2 separate regions of the Homo sapiens genome follow, and region 2 is linked to region 1. Evidence: read pairs that join two places in POLR2A ChIA-PET (ENCODE). Cell type or tissue: CD4-positive, alpha-beta T cell. All regions are shown on one strand.

Region 1 (8,000 bases):
GTGGGCATGTGAAGGCAGGCTGTGTTAGTGTCTCCAGTGCCCAAAGGATCCAGAATACCAGCCTTGGACTAGTCACCTAATCTTCTCAAAGCCTCAGTTTATAAGTGTAAATGGAGATAACCCAAGATACCTTAGATTAGATGTTAGAATTAAATGAATGCATTAGTTTGGTCTACAACAAACAAAAAGCTGACATTCATAAAGACAAGCTACGATGAGGGAGAGGTACCTGAGATGGAGCTGGAAAGAGGAAGTTACCTGACTCTAGGCTAAAAACCCCCTTCAAGACCTTGGTCAGGGTTTGTTGCTCCACTGAAGAACTTTCATGTTGAACTGTACCAGAATAGGACTAACTTTATTTCTTAACTTCTTAAGTCTTATAGATTTATGTGCTGCAAAATGGGTAAGAATCTTACTCCTGGCTTTGTGGCTTACTGGCTGTGTTATCTTCTCCGAGACAGTTTCCCAATCTATAAAACTGAGTAAATCTCTACTTATTTCACTGAGCTTATTAAACATTAGTTCCTTCCCTTTGAGGCAACAGTGTTTCTGAAACTGAAGACCAATATAAAATTTATAACAAAGTTTATAACATAAAACCCCCTAAATTTTTTTCACTGAAAGATGAAGCTCCAGCTACTAAGAAAGGCCTATCAGTCTTATTACTCAATAGGGAAACCTGGAAACCAGAGTGCTTAAGGGAAAGGAACATTATTGAAAGTGGAAAAGAATCTGTTCTGATATTCATGGAGCCCTTTAGGCTCCAAACACTGTTATCTGTTTTTTGTTTGTTTATTTGTTTGTTTTTGAGAGGGAGTCTAGCTTGTTGCCCAGGCTGGCATGATCTCGGCTCACTGCAACCTCCGCCTCCCGGGTTCAAGCAATTCTCCCTTCTCAGCCTCCCAAGTAGCTGGGATTACAGGAGCACGCCACCATACCCAGCTAATTTTTGTATTTTTAGTAGAGACAGGGTTTCACCTTATTGGTCAGGTTGGTGTCGTCCTCCTGACCTCAGGTGATCCACCCGCCTCGGCCTATGGGATTATAGGCCTGAGCCACCTTGCCCAGCCCAAATGCTGTTATCTTATTTAGTCCCCAAATATCTTGATAACACAGCCCCACCCCTTCTTTCTAGAGGTCAGAAAAGGAAGGCTCAGAAAGGAAGAAAAACATTATTGTGGACTGTGCTAGATGCTTTCCATATGTGTTGTTGTGTCTGACATTTAAGTGACTTCCAATACCAGATCTGATTCTACAGTCATTGCCTTGAAGCTCAAGTGAATAATTTCTGCTTCCTTAGAATCTCAGATCTTTAAAAATCCAATTCCAGGCCAGGCGCGGTGGCTCATGCCTGTAATCCCAGCACTTTGGGAGGCCGAGACGGGCAGATCACCAGAGGTCAGGAGTTCGAGACCAGCTTGGCCAACATGGTGAAACCCTGTCTCTACTAAAAATACAAAAATTAGCTAGGTGTGGTGGTGGATGCCTGTAATCCCAGCTACTCAGGAGGCTGAGGCAGGAAAATTGCTTTAACCCGGGAGGCAGAGGTTGCAGTGAGCCGAGATCTGGCCACTGCACTCCAGCATGGGAGACAAGAGTGAAATTTCTTCTCAGAAAAAAAAAAAAAAAAAAAAAAATTCAATTCCAGATTCTCATTTTGCTTGCCCCACACACAATAATTAGAGTTATCAATTCACTCTGGACTCCTTCAGTTTCGTTCAGAAAAAGGATTTCAAAGTGGCCGGGCATGGTGGCTCACGCTTGTAATCTCAGCACTTTGGAAGGCGAGGCGGGAGGATCACGAGGTCAGGAGATCAAGACCATCCTGGCTAACACGGTGAAACCCCGTCTCCACTAAAAATACAAAAAAATACAAAAAAAATTATCCAGGCGTGGTGGCGGGCACCTGTAGTCCCAACTACTCGGGAGGCTGAGGCAGGAGAATGGCGTGAACCCGGGAAGGTGGTAGTTGCAGTGAGCCGAGATCGCGCCAATGCACTCCAGCCTGGGCAACAGAGCCAGACTCCGTCTCAAAAAAAAAAAAAAGATTTCATAATGGGCCCACATGCAAAAACAAAAAGCAAAACAAAACAAAATAAACAAACAGAAAACCCAAACACATTTACAACTTTGCCTAGGGTTAAAAGCTTTTTTCCCCTTTTCTCCCTGCCCAACCACTAGAGGGCCAGGTCATTTAAAAAAAAAAACAAAACAAAAAAACAGGCTGGACGCAGTGGCTCACACCTGTAATCCCAGCACTTTGGGAGGCCGAGGCAGGCGAATCACTTGAGGTCAGGGGTTCGAGACCAGCCTGGCCAACATGACGAAACCCTGTCTCTACCAAAAACACACAAAAATCAGCCGGGCGTGGTGGTGGGTGCCTGTAATCCCAGCTACTCGGGAGGCTGAGGCAGGAGAATCGCTTGAACCCGGGAGGCAGGAGGTTGCAGTGAGCCGAGATCGCGTCACTGCACTCCAGCCTGGGCGACAGAGCAAGACTCTATCAACAACAACAACAAACAGCAGTTACAAACTAGGCTTGGGAGTGTTCACCCTGGCTTAGCCACTGCATGACCTTGGGTAAGTTACTTTACCTCTCTAAAGCTCAGCTTCCACATCTGTAAAATGGCAATGGTAGCATCTATTTCCTTAGGTTGTACAAATTAAGTAAAACAAGACATGTAAAGCAATCAGAACAATGCCCGTACGTAGAAAGAGCTTAGCAAATTTCACAATTTTTACTGCTTTAGAGGAATTACCACTGTTGGTTCTGTCTCTAAATCCAAAGACTTCGCCATGGTATTCTCTCTGAACAGAGGCCTTGCCAGCCGGAGTCCCCTCAGAAAGATCAACAGGTCGCTCCTTTTCTCCTTACCAGGGCCAGCCCAGAAACCTAAAGTCCTCAACCTAAAGATGGCCAAGAGGACTTGGCCTTTGGTGTTCTACCATCACAAGCGATGCCACTCTGAGCCCAACCGAACCACACTATTTCCGCCTTGATTCCGTTCTCCCGGCCTTCAGCGGCGCAAGCTGCCCTCGGCCTGGCTGCCCATGCTTACCGGCCTAGTGCTGGCTCGCCTGACGTCCCCTCACTAGAGGACTCCACCTCGCTACGTAGGTAGGACTTCCCTGAGTTCAGGGGAGCCACTGAATCTAGTCAAGACACGCGTTGGCCAAACACAACCCAGGAGAAAGCTACCTTAGCGCCGCCCAGGCCTGCCGCCGGGAGCCCGTCCCCCAGCCCCAGTCTGGGCGCAGGACAGAGAGTAGGCCCCTTTCTACCTCCCAGGAACACGTGGGCTCCTGCCCGAGGCCACCATGTGGGGGGCTCCAGGCGTGCCAAGGTGTCCCCGAAACCAGCACCAAAGGACTGCTTCCAGCACGGGCCCTAGCTCGGCCCAAAACTGGCAAGAGGGGCACTCCCGGCCTGACTTTTCCCCTCAGACCTAGCTAGAGGGGATGCAGACATCTTCCGCAGACCGGAGACAGGCTCTCGCCAAATCCCAGGCCCCGACACTCCCTGAGCCCAAGAACCCTACTGCGTGGTTTCCTCACTCACCCATCGCGGGTCCGCTCGCTCACTCTTGGCGGCGGAGGCAACGGCGGCAGCTTCAGCGGCAGCTTTCAGTAGACAATATGGCGGATCTGTAGGACGGCAGCCCGAAAGGGACAAACCAGTTAACTCCAGGACGAAACGCTTTATTGGCCCAATCGCCTATCATTACACCGAAAGTGCGCACTTAAAGAGACCGCAGCTACTAAAGGTGGGGAGTGGAAATGAAATAGGAAAGGAGTGGTTGGGAGGAGACTGGAAGGGATACCTAAGAAAGTTAAGTGTGTCTAGGAGTTCCCAGCTGTTTCTGCTACTATTTCTTTTTTATAGTGAGATTTCTTTACCCGGAACTTTTTCTCCCAGAAGCTTATCCCTCCTTTTTTTTTTTTTTTTTTTTTTTTTTTTTTTGAGACGCAGTCTCGCTCTTGTCCCCCCAGGCTGGAGTGCGATGGCGCGATCTCGGCTCACTGCACACTCTGCCTCCCGAGTTCAAGCGATTCTCCTGCCTCGGCCCCCCGAGTAGCTGGGATTACAGGCGCCTGCCACCACGCCTGGCTAATTTTTGTATTTTTACTAGAGACGGTGTTTCAACCATGTTGGCTAGGCTGGTCTTGAACTCCTTACCTCAGGTGATCCGCCCGCCCCCAAAGTGCTGGGATTACAGGCTTGAGCCACCGCTCCGGGCCAGTTTATCCCTTCTTCTAATAGTTGAAACCAATCGGCTGGGCGCTGTGGCTCACGCCTGTAATCCCAGCACTTTGGGTAGGCCGAGGCGGGCGGATCACCTGAGATCAGGAGTTCGAGACCAGCCTGCCCATGGTCTCTACTAAAAATACAAAAATTAGCTGGGTGTGGTGGCGCATGCCTGTAATCTACTTGGGAGGCTGAGGCAGGAGAATTGCTTTAACCCGGGAGGCAGAGGTTGCAGTGAGCCGAGATTGTGCCACTGCATTCCAGCCTGGGAGACAAGAGCAAAACTCCGTCTCTAAAAACAAAAACAGCAATCATAGACCTTGGGCTGAATATGAACAACGAATCATCTAGAGAGGGGAAGTGCCTTGCTCAATGAGGCTATGGAGAGAAGGAAACAAAGAAGTAAGACTAAACTCAGGTTTTCTGATTAGGCCTACGTAGGTAGCCCTAGTTGAGGTTGCAATCTTATTGGGAGATGAGAAATAGAAAAATAGGGCTGGGTGTGGTGGTTCACGCTTGTCTATAATCCTAACACTTTGGGAAGCTGAGGCCAGAGAATCACTTGAGGCCAGGAGCTCAAGACCAGACTGGGCAACACAGTGAGACCCCATCTCCACAAAAAATAAATTAAAAGAAAAAAATTAGCCAGGCATGGTAATGAGCACTTGTACTTGGGCGGCTGAGGCGAGAGGATCACTTGAGTCCGGGAGGTCAAGGCTGCAGTGCCATGACTGTGTCACTATACTCCAGGTTGGGTGATAGAGTGAGACCCTGTCTCTAAAAAAAAAAAAAAGAGAGAGAGAGAGAGAGAAAGAAATGGGCTGGACATGGTGGCTCATTCCTGTAATCCCAGCATTTTAGGAGGCTGAGGCGGCAGATTGCTTGAGCCCAAGAGTTCGAGACCAGCCTGGGCAACATAGCAAGATCCCCCGTCTCTAAAAAAAAAAAAGAAAAACAATGAGACCCATGCAGTATAGTTAACAGAGTGATTTCATAATCATTTCATTTATCCTCACAGCAAGCTCCTTGAAGGCAGGGGTGGGTTCTATATTGTTTACCACCGTATCTCCAGCACCTAGCACAGAATCTGGCACATTGTGTGTGCTCCATAAATAACTATTGAATGAATAAACAAAGGAATGAACAAAAAATTGAGTTACACAGAGCAAGGGACATGATCTCCCCTTTTAGAGATGAGGAAATTGAGGCTTTTATTGTTCATATGCCTTTTCAATCACGGGACGTATGGCTAGTACATATCAGGCCTTTCTTTTTCCATGACATGGCAGCCCTCCTGTCCCCCACCTCGACACACAGAGCCAGGCTATATCTTCAAGACACAGAGGGATCTATCTTCTGGAAGCAGAACAAGGGCCTGTCACAACAAACTGCCAACTTTAGTTGTGCGCCTGGCCCATTTTCTTGAGGCAAAGAAATCAAAAGGAAAACTCTAGGATGAAGGTCAGGAAGGGGCGCACTTTATTTCCCTTCCTACTGCCCCTGCTTAAGGTGAGACCTCATCACTTTGCCCTGTTCTGTTTTGCCTGCCTCCTCTCTGGCCTCCTGCCTCCAGACTCTCCGGCTCCCACCCACTATCTCCTGAAAAGCAGAGACCTATAATCTCAGCTACTGGGAAGGCTGAGGTGGGAGAATTGCTTGAGCCCAGGAGTTCAAGACCAGCCTGGGCAACACAGAGAAACCTGTCTCATTAAAAAAAAAAAAAAAAAAGAAAAAAAAAAAGAAAAAAAAAAGCAGAAACCTTACAGTGTAACTCTTCTGCTTAGCAACTTCCTACTGCCTGCCCTTAGGTAATGCCCAGACATTTTAATCTGGCACAGACTGGTCCTTACCTGCTTCTTGGGACACTCCCCACCAGGCAATGCAGGCTCCAACCATATTTGGAGAACCACTTTTCTTCAAATATGCGCCTGTCTTCTCATGTGCCTTTGCATATGCTGTTCCCTCTGCTTAGAATGCAGTGCCCTCCTTTCCCCACTTAACCATGAGAACTACTCACTTTTTTTTTTTTTTTTTGAGACAGAGTTTTGCTCTTGTTGTCCAGGCTGGAGTGCAATGGCATGATCTTGGCTCATTGCAAACTTCACCTCCCAGGTTCAAGCAACTCTCCTGCCTTAGCCTCCTGACTAGCTGGGATTACAGGCATGCGCCACCACACCCGGCTAATTTTTTGTTGTTGGGTTTTTTTTGGTGTTTTGGTTTTTTTTTTTTTTTTGAGACAGAGTCTAGCTCTGTCGCCCAGGCTGGAGTAAAGGGGCGTGATCTCGGCTCACTGCAACCTCTGCCTCCTGGGTTCAAGCGATTCTCCTGCCTCAGTCTCCCGAGTAGCTGGGATTACAGGTGCCTGCCACCACACCCAGCTAATTTTTGTATTTTTAGTACAGACAGGGTTTCACTGTGTTGGCCAAGCTGGTCTCGAACTCCTGACCTCGTGATCCACCCGCCTCGGCCTCCCAAAGTGCTGGGATTACAAGCATGAGCCATGGCACCCAGCCTAATTTTTGTATTTTTAGTAGAGACGGGATTTTGCCATGTTGGCCAGGCTGGTGTTGAACTCCTGACCTCAGGTGATCCACCCGCCCCAGCCTCCCAAAGTGCTGGGATTACAGGCGTTAGCCACCGCGCCTGACTCTGAGAACTACTCGCTTTCAAGACTGAACTCAGCTATCAGCTCTTTGGGGAAGCCTGTCTTTCCAGATAGGGCACCTGTCCTCTCTGCTACTACAGGAAGAAATGGACACTAATTTTCCTTAGCATTTCACACCCAAATTTGCTCACAATGTGTGTCTCTCTCTCCTTGTCTATGGAAGGAACAGTATCTTCCTTATCTTTGTAACCATCCCAGTGTTCAGCACGGTGTCTGCCTCAGTAGAGGCACCAAAAATATTTGTTGAGGTGTGTGTCTCCCATATAGCATTGTGAGCTCGTCTGCATACCTTATGGCGAAGAAGGGCTCAGGGAACGTGGGCTGAATAGATGAGAATGGCTGAGTGTCCATGTTTCCTCTCCTTTCAGCCTGAACCCTCCATCCTATGCCCATAGGAGGCAGTGACCTACAAGCAGCTGTTTCTACTCTAGCACATGACCCTGCTCATACACCTTTGCTAGCCTAGGACTATTGGTCCTCCCTGATCCAGCCTCTGTTGACTTTTCCCATTCCACTTTTTTTTTAAATCATTCCTGCTCTAAGATCCACATTCTGTTTACCTTCCCCGAAACACACCAGGATGTTCCAAATCTATGTGCTACTGCATGTGCACTATTACATTTGCCTGCTTCTCTAACTGAAACACCCTTTTCCTCTCTTGTTCACCTAGGAAGTGGCTAATACAATTCAGACTATCCCCTCCTCCAAAAAGCCCAGAGAACATTAAGCATTCTCTCCCCTCTGCTCTGTTGTACCTTGTAACTGTTGGGCTCATCCCAGTGTAGTATTACTTGCTTGTTCCAGTGTCTTGGCATCCTCACCATCTACCATAATACCCAGCAAGGAGGGTCCCAGTGACTGCATGCTGAGATAATCAAGAAATCACATTCTGCCAGGATAGTAGTGTCATCTTTCAGAGGTTTTTTATTTTTATTTTTGAGACAGAGTTCTGCTCTTGTTGCCCAGGCTGGATCTTGGCTCAGTCTTGGCACTGCAAGATTGCAGTGGTGGGATCTTGGCTCACTGCAACCTCTGCCTCCTGGGTTCAAGCAATTCTCCTGCCTCAGCCTCCCGAGTAGCTGGGATTAT
Region 2 (8,000 bases), 540 kb before region 1:
GCAGAAGAAAAATCAGGAAAAGCTCTGGAGAAGTGAGGTCTAAAGATATCAATAGGAATTCTTCTGCACAGATGTCACAGGCAAAGCTCTGAGAGCTTCTACATTACACTGAAAAGAAATGAAGAGAGATATGAACAGAAAATTGGAATTACCTGTATGTAGAAGGTTAGACAAGAACCAGAAAAAGAATGAAGGAGAGGACAGTGTTACAGAACTACAACCGTGGTTTTTCTTTCTTTTTAAAGGGGGGAAACGGATCTGGGTAAACACCAGAAAAAGAACACACACAAAAGTAAACACTGCATCAGGGCTGCTTGCTTGTAAGTAATCCTCATCTTAAAAAACAAAAACAGGGCCAGGCACGGTGGCTCATGTCTGTAATCCCAGCACTTTGGGAGGTCAAAGTGGGAGGATCACTGGAGCCCAGAAGTTAAAGAACAGTCTGGACAACATAGCAAAAAAATTTTTCAAAAATTAGCCAGGTATGGTAGCGTGTGCCTGTAGCCCCAACTATTCCAGAGGCTGAGGCAGGAGGATTCCTTGGCCCAGGAGGTCAAGGCTGCAGGGAACTCTGATCGTGCCACTGCAACACAGTCTGGGCAACAAAGCAAGATCCTGTCTCAAAAACAATTTTCAGCCAGGTGCACTAGCTCACGCCTGTAATCCCAGCACTTTGGGAGGCCGAAGCGGGTGGATTACCTGAGGTCAGGAGTTCAAGACCAGCCTGGACAACATGGTGAAACCCCATCTCTACTAAAAATACAAAAAATTAGCTGGGCGTGGTGGCGGGTGCCTGTAATCCCAGCTACTTGGGAGGCTGGGGCAGGAGAATCGATTGAACCCAGGAGGCGGAGGTTGCAGTGAGCTCAGATCATGCCACTGCACTCCAGTATGAGTAACAAGAGTGAAACTCCGTCCTCCGTCTCAAAACAACAACAACAACAAAAAACAATTCTCACATTATTTATCTAGATTTGCTAATGCAGAAAACTACTAAGATGACAGTACAGATTTCAGCCTTGGGGAATTAAGTCTTTAATTCTTGCTTTCGAAACCTAGCTAGTCATTCTATTATATTACTTGGGAAGTTTCTGAAAAGTAGGGGTTCTAGAATGTTTAGTAGGTATGGGATGGCCAATATTTGTGATCCACTAGTCCAATAAGCACAATTTAGCATATGACTATAGTAAATGTGGAATCACCATTCCAGTACACTTCTCATTAAGTACTCTGCCACAAGTTCTTTTTCTTTGAGACAGGGTGGCAATCCCTAGCTCAGGCTGGAGTGCAGTAGCAGGATCACAGCTCAATGCAGCCTTGACCTCCCAAGGCTCAGGTGATCCTCCTGCCTCAGCCCCCACTGAGGAGCTGGGACTAACAGGTACGCACCACCATGCCCGGATAATATTTGTAATTTTAGTAGAGACGGGCTTTTCACCATGTTGCCCAGGCTGGTCTGGAACTCCTGGCCTCAAGCAATCTGCCTGCCTCAGCCTCCCAAAGTGCTGGGATTACACGTGTGAGCCACCATGACCAGCCCATAAGTTCCTAAATGGTTTGAATTACCACTGAAAACTCTTGACAGAAATGATTCCAATTATCCTGAATTCCCCAAGCAATTCTGATGATCAATTGCATGTGGGAACTCCTGGTCATGATAAAGAAGCTTCTAGGCCGGGCGCGGTGGCTCACGCCTGTAATCCCAGCACTTTGGAAGGCCGAGGCGGGTGGATCATGAGGTCAGGAGATTGAGACCATCCTGGCTAACACGGTGAAACCCCGGCTCTACTAAAAATACAAAAAATTAGCCAGGGGTAGTGGCCGGCACCTGTAGTCCCAGCTACTTGGGAAGCTGAGGCAGGAAAATGGCGTGAACCCGGGAGGCGGAGCTTGCAGTCAGCGGAGATCACGTGACTGCACTCCAGCCTGGGCAAGAGAGGAGACTCCGTCTCAAAAAAAAAAACAAAAACAAAAAAAAAAAAAAAAAAAAAACCAGAAAACAAAAAACACACAAAGCAGCTTCTAACTCCCAATTTCTAGGTTTTTACTATGGTTTTGTGTAACATCCCTAGGACACATTTCCCTATTTTTCCTTATGCCACTGTAAAGGTAGCAGCCTCATTCTTAAGTTACTAGTATAATTTCTGCCAAATTTCTATCATTTGTTGAGCTACATCATAGTCTAATAACATTTTGCAATTATCTTAACTTTTAAAGATCCAAGTTTTGAAGGAATTTACTTAGCATACAATCGCTTTTGAATGTAATTCAGAAAACTTACTTTTGTACCAGAAAATCCATTATTCCAAATGGCACAATGGTCTTGTTAAAACTATGTTAATATCATCTAAATTTACCCTCCTCTTTGTTTTTTGCATTGTCATTTCTTCCTAAGAAATGAGGCAAATTGAGGCAAATTTTCCTTCCTCTGATAATTTTATCTGTACCACTTTTATGCTAATTATAACTAATTTGGATCCCCGATATGTAGCACCAAATACAGCCCCAATAAATGCAAGCTATTTTATCCCCTCTACTAGAGATAAGCTACCTACACGTAAGAAACATAGGATTAATCTTTTAGCCCTCACTATGCCCAAACCCCTTATAAGAAAGCCATTCCACCTTCAGGTGTTTTCTAGGTACCCTAATTATCTCTCTACAACTGCTGTCACCATATATAACTATAATTATTAGTTTATATCTGCCACTTCAACTAGACAATGTGCTCCTTGAAGGCAGGTACCATGACATACTACGAGAATTCAAATTAAGTTTTGTTGAGGCCAGGTGCAGTGGCTCACGCCTGTAATCCCGGCACTTTGGGAGGCAGAGGCGGGCGGATCACCAGAGGTCAGGGGGTTGGAGACCAGCCTGTCCCACATGGTAAAACCCCGTCTCTACTAAAAATACAAAAAAATTTAGCCAGGCGTGGTGGCAGGTGCCTGTAATCCCAGCTACTTGGGAGGGCTTAGGCAGGAGAATCGCTCGAATCTGGGAGGCAGAGGTTGCAGTGAGTCGAGCTCGCGCCACTGCACTCCAGCCTGGACAACAGAGTGAGACACCGTCTCAAAAAGAAAAACAAAAAATTTTTGTTGTAAGGACTAGACTCATTGTAATACTTTTTTCTTTTTTTGTGTGGGGGGCAGTAGAGACGAGGGTATTCCCAGGGCTGGTCTCCAACTCCTGGCCTCAAGTAAGTCTCCTGCCTGGGCCTCCCAAAGTGCTCGGATTCCAAGTGTGAGCCACTGCTCCTGGCCATAATACTTTTTGAAAGTTGACAAGTTTTGTACTATTATTTGGTACAGCCACTATTATTACAGGTATTATCATCAGCTACAGCTATTTAATTCAGTATTGAGAAAAAAACGCCAATATGTTTTCTCTTGTCAGGTAAGTTACAAAATCATTTTGTTATTTTGCCTTACTTTGTGGCCTAGAAAAAATGTCACCAAGAGGTTTTGATCACATGCCTTCTCCGGGTGACTGAAGAGCGGAAAAAAGAAAATCAATATGAGAAATCTACACTGAAAATACATCAAAATAACGTTCGGGAGAGTCATGTCACCTGGTTACATCTGGAAGCCACTGGGCAGTTAGGCTGGGCCACTCCAGAGCATGGGTCATCACCAAATCATAAAGAAAAGGGGTGTTCTTTTTCCATATTTTGTATTCCTCGTTGATCACTCGTTCTTCCACTGCGTCGTCGAAGGCTGCTAAAATTTTTAAAAACAAATTTAAGTTAGCAAACAAACGGAAACCGAGTAATCCTCTGCAAAGCCACCTGCATGACTCCTACAGCCTAACCATGAAATGGAGGTGATTTGTCTAAATCCCCACGGCAGAGGCATCCACACTCTCCACTTTCGCGGCGCCGAAACTCCTCGGGCCATCCCCGCCAAACACTCCGTTACCCGTTCCAGGCCAAGGGGCCAGCCAGGCCTTCGGAGCACGCTCGTGCGCGCCGAAACTCACAAGCCCGACGAGGAGGCCCGAGCTCCGAGCCTTGTGGGTAGGAAGCGGTGTCCCCACGCTCGGGACAGAGGCCGAGAAACCGATATCGGAGGCAGGAAGAGAAACAAACACTGGCCGGGGGCCCCACCGCTGGCTTCGCCAGCTGCGACCGAAATCGGTCCCAGGGAACTGGCGAGCCGTTAGCACGCCCCGCGGGGAGTTCCCTCTTCACGCCTTCAGTACCGGGGACTGCACTCGGCAAACTCGGGCCTGCCCTCACTGTTAGGCCATGTCGAGGCCGCGGCTCAGCCCAGGCACCCACTGCCCTCCTGGGTCGGCCCCGGCACCCTCACCTTCCTTGTCGGCCATGGCGGGCAGGCGAGCCGGGGGAATCCTGGGGTCGAGCGTTGCGGGAGGGGCGGGGAGGCTGCAAGAGCTCGCTCTGTGCGCGCGGCCTCTATTGTTTCCTGCGCCCCCAGCGCGAGGGCTGACTCGCGCACCTTCGCGCCAACATCAGCCAATGGGAGCGCTCCTAATGGCGGGATGGGCGGGGAAGCCGCGTTCGCGACCAATCCAGACGCGCGGAGTAGCTTTCCGCGGGGACCGAGGCGCGCGCTCCGCCCCTCCCCCCACGCCTCCCCGAGCCGACTTCCAGCGATTGCGCGCGCCGGCGTTGACGGGACTGCGCCCGGTCAGGGTCACGTGAGAGAGGTTTGGTCCGCACACTCCCGCGGCAAGAGGGCAGCCATTTTCTTGAAGGCTATTAAGCTTACGACCCTTTCAGAGTACTGAGATGAAAAATCTAGAATGCCTTCGGGTCTAGTTATCAATTTTGGGGGTGAAGCGGGGGAAAGAACCTCGCCAGTCAGACCCAGACGGGTTTCATTCAAGGTGCCCTTCAACGTTTTTCCTTAGTCTTTGGAAAGAACTAGTAATGAAGGAATCGCAGAAGATGGGGTTTTGGCTTTTTAAATATGCGATCCAAGCGGCAGGGTAGGGACTAAAGTAGGTCAACAGCCAACTCCGAGAAAGGAGTGTGGTCCTTTAAGGGTGTGCGCCAAGGGGCGGAGTCTAGAGCGGAAGTAGTAACTCCGGGCCGAAGTCCGGTGGATGAAGGGCGGAAGTAGAGTGTCTAATCCTGCAGTCATGGCGCAGGAAGAGGAAGATGTTAGAGATTACAATTTGACTGAAGAACAGAAGGCGATCAAGGCCAAGTATCCGCCAGTCAATAGGAAGTACGAGTGTGAGTAGGTGGCTTACTTCTCTCTTTACATGTAAGCACACAGGCATCCCCTCTCCTTACCCGCGGCTTCCTGCTGCTCTTTCTACTGTGCCCCATGGGTACTTCAGGCATGATCCCATTTGTGCCGGCTGTTGTAGTCGCGTTCGTACTTCTCCTGGGGATGCTGAAGGAAAAAGCCACCTGGTTTAATAGTCGCGAAACCTGGCCTCCCTCATTTACAGTCTCTTGAACTTCTTCCACATGTGCCTAATCACATTTATCTTCGTAAATTCTAAAGATAACCATATTTTCAGGCGTTTGCAGGGTTGTTACCCCCATGTATTTCCCAACGGTGAGATTAGAGTGTGCGAGGTTAGAGGACTCGGAAAGCTAATTAGGGGATTTCTAACTTGATGTTTCACCTCGATCATATTAGCAAAAAACCTGGTTTTGCCATTTATGATTGTGATTTTTAAAAATGATTATTTTAGGCCGGGCTCGGTGGCTGAGGCCTGTGATCCCAGCACTTTGGGAGGCCGAGGCGGGCGGATCACCTGAGGTCGGAAGTTCGAGATCAGCCTGACCAACATGGAAAAACCCCGTCTCTACTAAAAATACAAAATTAGCTGGGCGTGGTGGAGCATGTCTGTAATCCCAGCTACTCGGGAGACTGAGGCAGGAGAATCGCTTGAACCCGGGAGGCGGAGGTTGCGGTGAGCCGAGATCGCCCCATTGCACTCCAGCCTGGGCAACGAGCGAAACTCTGTCTCAAAAAAAAAAAAAAATGTGTGTGTGTGTGTGTGTGTGTGTGTGTGTGTGTTTTTAGAGATGGGGTCTCGCTCTGTCGTCCAGGCTGGAGTGCAATGGAGCGATCATAGCCCGCGCTGCAGTGCCCAGCTGGTTTTGCCATTTATTCGCTTAGTGACTTTAGGCAAATCACATAACCTATCTTTGTCTCTTAAATTCTATATTAAACGTTAAGCTGTCATCCCTAAAGGTAGCTGTGGTTTGGGGAGCACAAATCTGACTTTTATTTATCTGCTTAAAATCTTTCATTAATTTCTCATTGTCCTCTCTGTAAAATCTACTTATTTACCATAGTATTCTAGGCAATGTGCTTTCTGGAGCTGGCATACCTCCTAGCATATCCCCTTCTCTCACTTAAAAACAATTTTAAAATATTATAGGCCGTTTGCGGTGGCTCACACTTATAATCCCAGCACTTTGCGAGACTGACGTGGGTGGATCACCTGAGGTCAGGAGTTCCAGACCAGCCTGGCCAACATGGTGAAACCCCGTCTCTACTAAAAATACAAAAATTAGCTGCGCATGATGGTGGGCGCCTGTAATCCCAGCTACTCGGGAGGCTGAGGCAGGAGAATTGCTTGAACCCAGGAGGGTGGAGGCTGCAGTGAGCCGAGATCACACCACTGCACTCCAGCCTGGGCAACAGAGTGAGACTGTCTCAAAAAAAAAAAAAAAAAAAAAAAGGCCTGGTGCTGTGGCTCACGCCTGTAATCCCAGCACTTTGGGAGGTTGAGGCGGGTGGATCACCTGAGGTCAGGAGCTTGAGATCAGCCTGGCCTGGCCAACATGGTGAAACCCCATCTCTACTAAAAATACAAAAATTAGCTAGGCATGGTGGTGGGTGCCTGTAATCCCAGCTGCTTGGGCGGCTGAGGCAGGAGAATCGCTTGAACCTGGGAGGCGGAGGTTGCAGTGAGCCGAGATTGCACCACTGCACTCCAGCCTGGGCGACAGAGCCAGACTCCATCTCAAAAAAAAATTATTTTTAATAGGTCATATATATTGATTTGAAATTCAGAAAGTGTAACATAGGCAGTGAAAAGTAACTCTGGCAGCCCCCATCCTCAACTACCTAGTCCCCCTCTGTAGAGCAGTCATCGTTACCTTTTTCTTACATGTACATACCTAGATGTTCTAGCATTTGCTTTAACCAATTTTCAGTTGATGGACGTTTAGGCTATTTCTACTCTTGTGGTATTAGAAACAGTGCAGCAGTGAATACACTTGTACATCCACTGTTTTGTACATGTGCAAGTGAATCTGTAGAATCAAGTTCTCCAAGTTTTTTTTGTTTCCATTGCTAAGACTCCTACATTTTTTAAAAGGATATTTTAACTTGGACAGTTATTGCCAAATTGCTCTCTATAGGAGTTGTACCAATTTATACTTTCACTAGTATTGTGTGAATGTGCCTCTTTCCTCCCACTTCTACTAATTGTTACCATACTTTTTTATCTTTTCTAATTTGTAAAGTATACTTACTGTATTTTTCTTATTGTAAGTGAAGTTGAACATATTATACTGTTTTGGAAGCTATTTGTATTTCCCATTCTGGGGTGTGTATGTTAATATTCTTAGCCCTTTTTTCTCTTGGGTTATTTTTTTTTTGTCTTGGGTTGTTGGTTTTTCTTACTAGGCAGAAAGTGTTTTTATGCAATGCAGTTCATTAACCAGCGGTCCCCAACCTTTTTGGCACTAGGGACTGGTTTCACGGAAGTCAGTTTTTCCACCAACGGGGGTTGTAGGGGAGGATGGTTTCAGGATGATTCAAGCGCATTACATTTATTGTGCATTTTATTTCTATTATTATTACGTTGTAATATATAATGAAATAATTATACAACTCACTGTAATATAGAATCAGTGGGAGCCCTGAACTTGTTTTCTTGTAACTAGATGGTCCCATCTGGGGATGACAGATCATCAGGCTTTAGATTCTCATAAGGAGCACACAGCCTAGATCCCTCAATGTGCAGTTCACAATAGTGTTCAAGCTCCTATGAGAATCTAATGCTGT

Evidence for each region. ChIA-PET counts read pairs that join two places held together with the same protein. Peaks named below come from ENCODE experiments on the same cell type or tissue, not always from the same donor. Only the 100,000 strongest peaks of a DNase experiment are listed, where the experiment ranks them.
Region 2: POLR2A ChIA-PET joins it to region 1 with 14 read pairs; 5 of 35 experiments call an interaction of 5 or more read pairs at or near these places.

Annotation. Positions count from the first base shown.
Region 1 is chr1:32,103,694-32,111,693 of GRCh38, reverse strand. It overlaps KPNA6 (karyopherin subunit alpha 6), which reads right to left and starts at 3,638. Exons shown (of 14, transcript NM_012316.5): 1 at 3,560-3,638. The coding sequence starts at 3,563. RefSeq lists enhancers at 2,908-3,425, 3,383-3,812, 3,426-3,944. In CD4-positive, alpha-beta T cell, CTCF peaks have their summits at 1,981 and 2,205 (motif pointing right); DNase peaks (open chromatin) are centred at 2,173, 2,563, 3,173 and 3,663; H3K4me3 peaks cover 2,428 bases; H3K27ac peaks cover 1,797 bases.
Region 2 is chr1:32,647,630-32,655,629 of GRCh38, reverse strand. ZBTB8OS (zinc finger and BTB domain containing 8 opposite strand) reads left to right here and starts at 5,080. Exons shown (of 7, transcript NM_178547.5): 1 at 5,080-5,197. The coding sequence starts at 5,101. It overlaps RBBP4 (RB binding protein 4, chromatin remodeling factor), which reads right to left and starts at 4,422. Exons shown (of 12, transcript NM_005610.3): 1 at 4,308-4,422; 2 at 3,569-3,716. The coding sequence starts at 4,323. RefSeq lists enhancers at 3,774-3,873, 4,034-4,622, 4,623-5,210, 6,344-6,483 and silencers at 4,174-4,743, 8,000. In CD4-positive, alpha-beta T cell, no CTCF peak of the experiment used is centred here; DNase peaks (open chromatin) are centred at 4,549 and 5,039; H3K4me3 peaks cover 3,029 bases; H3K27ac peaks cover 2,496 bases.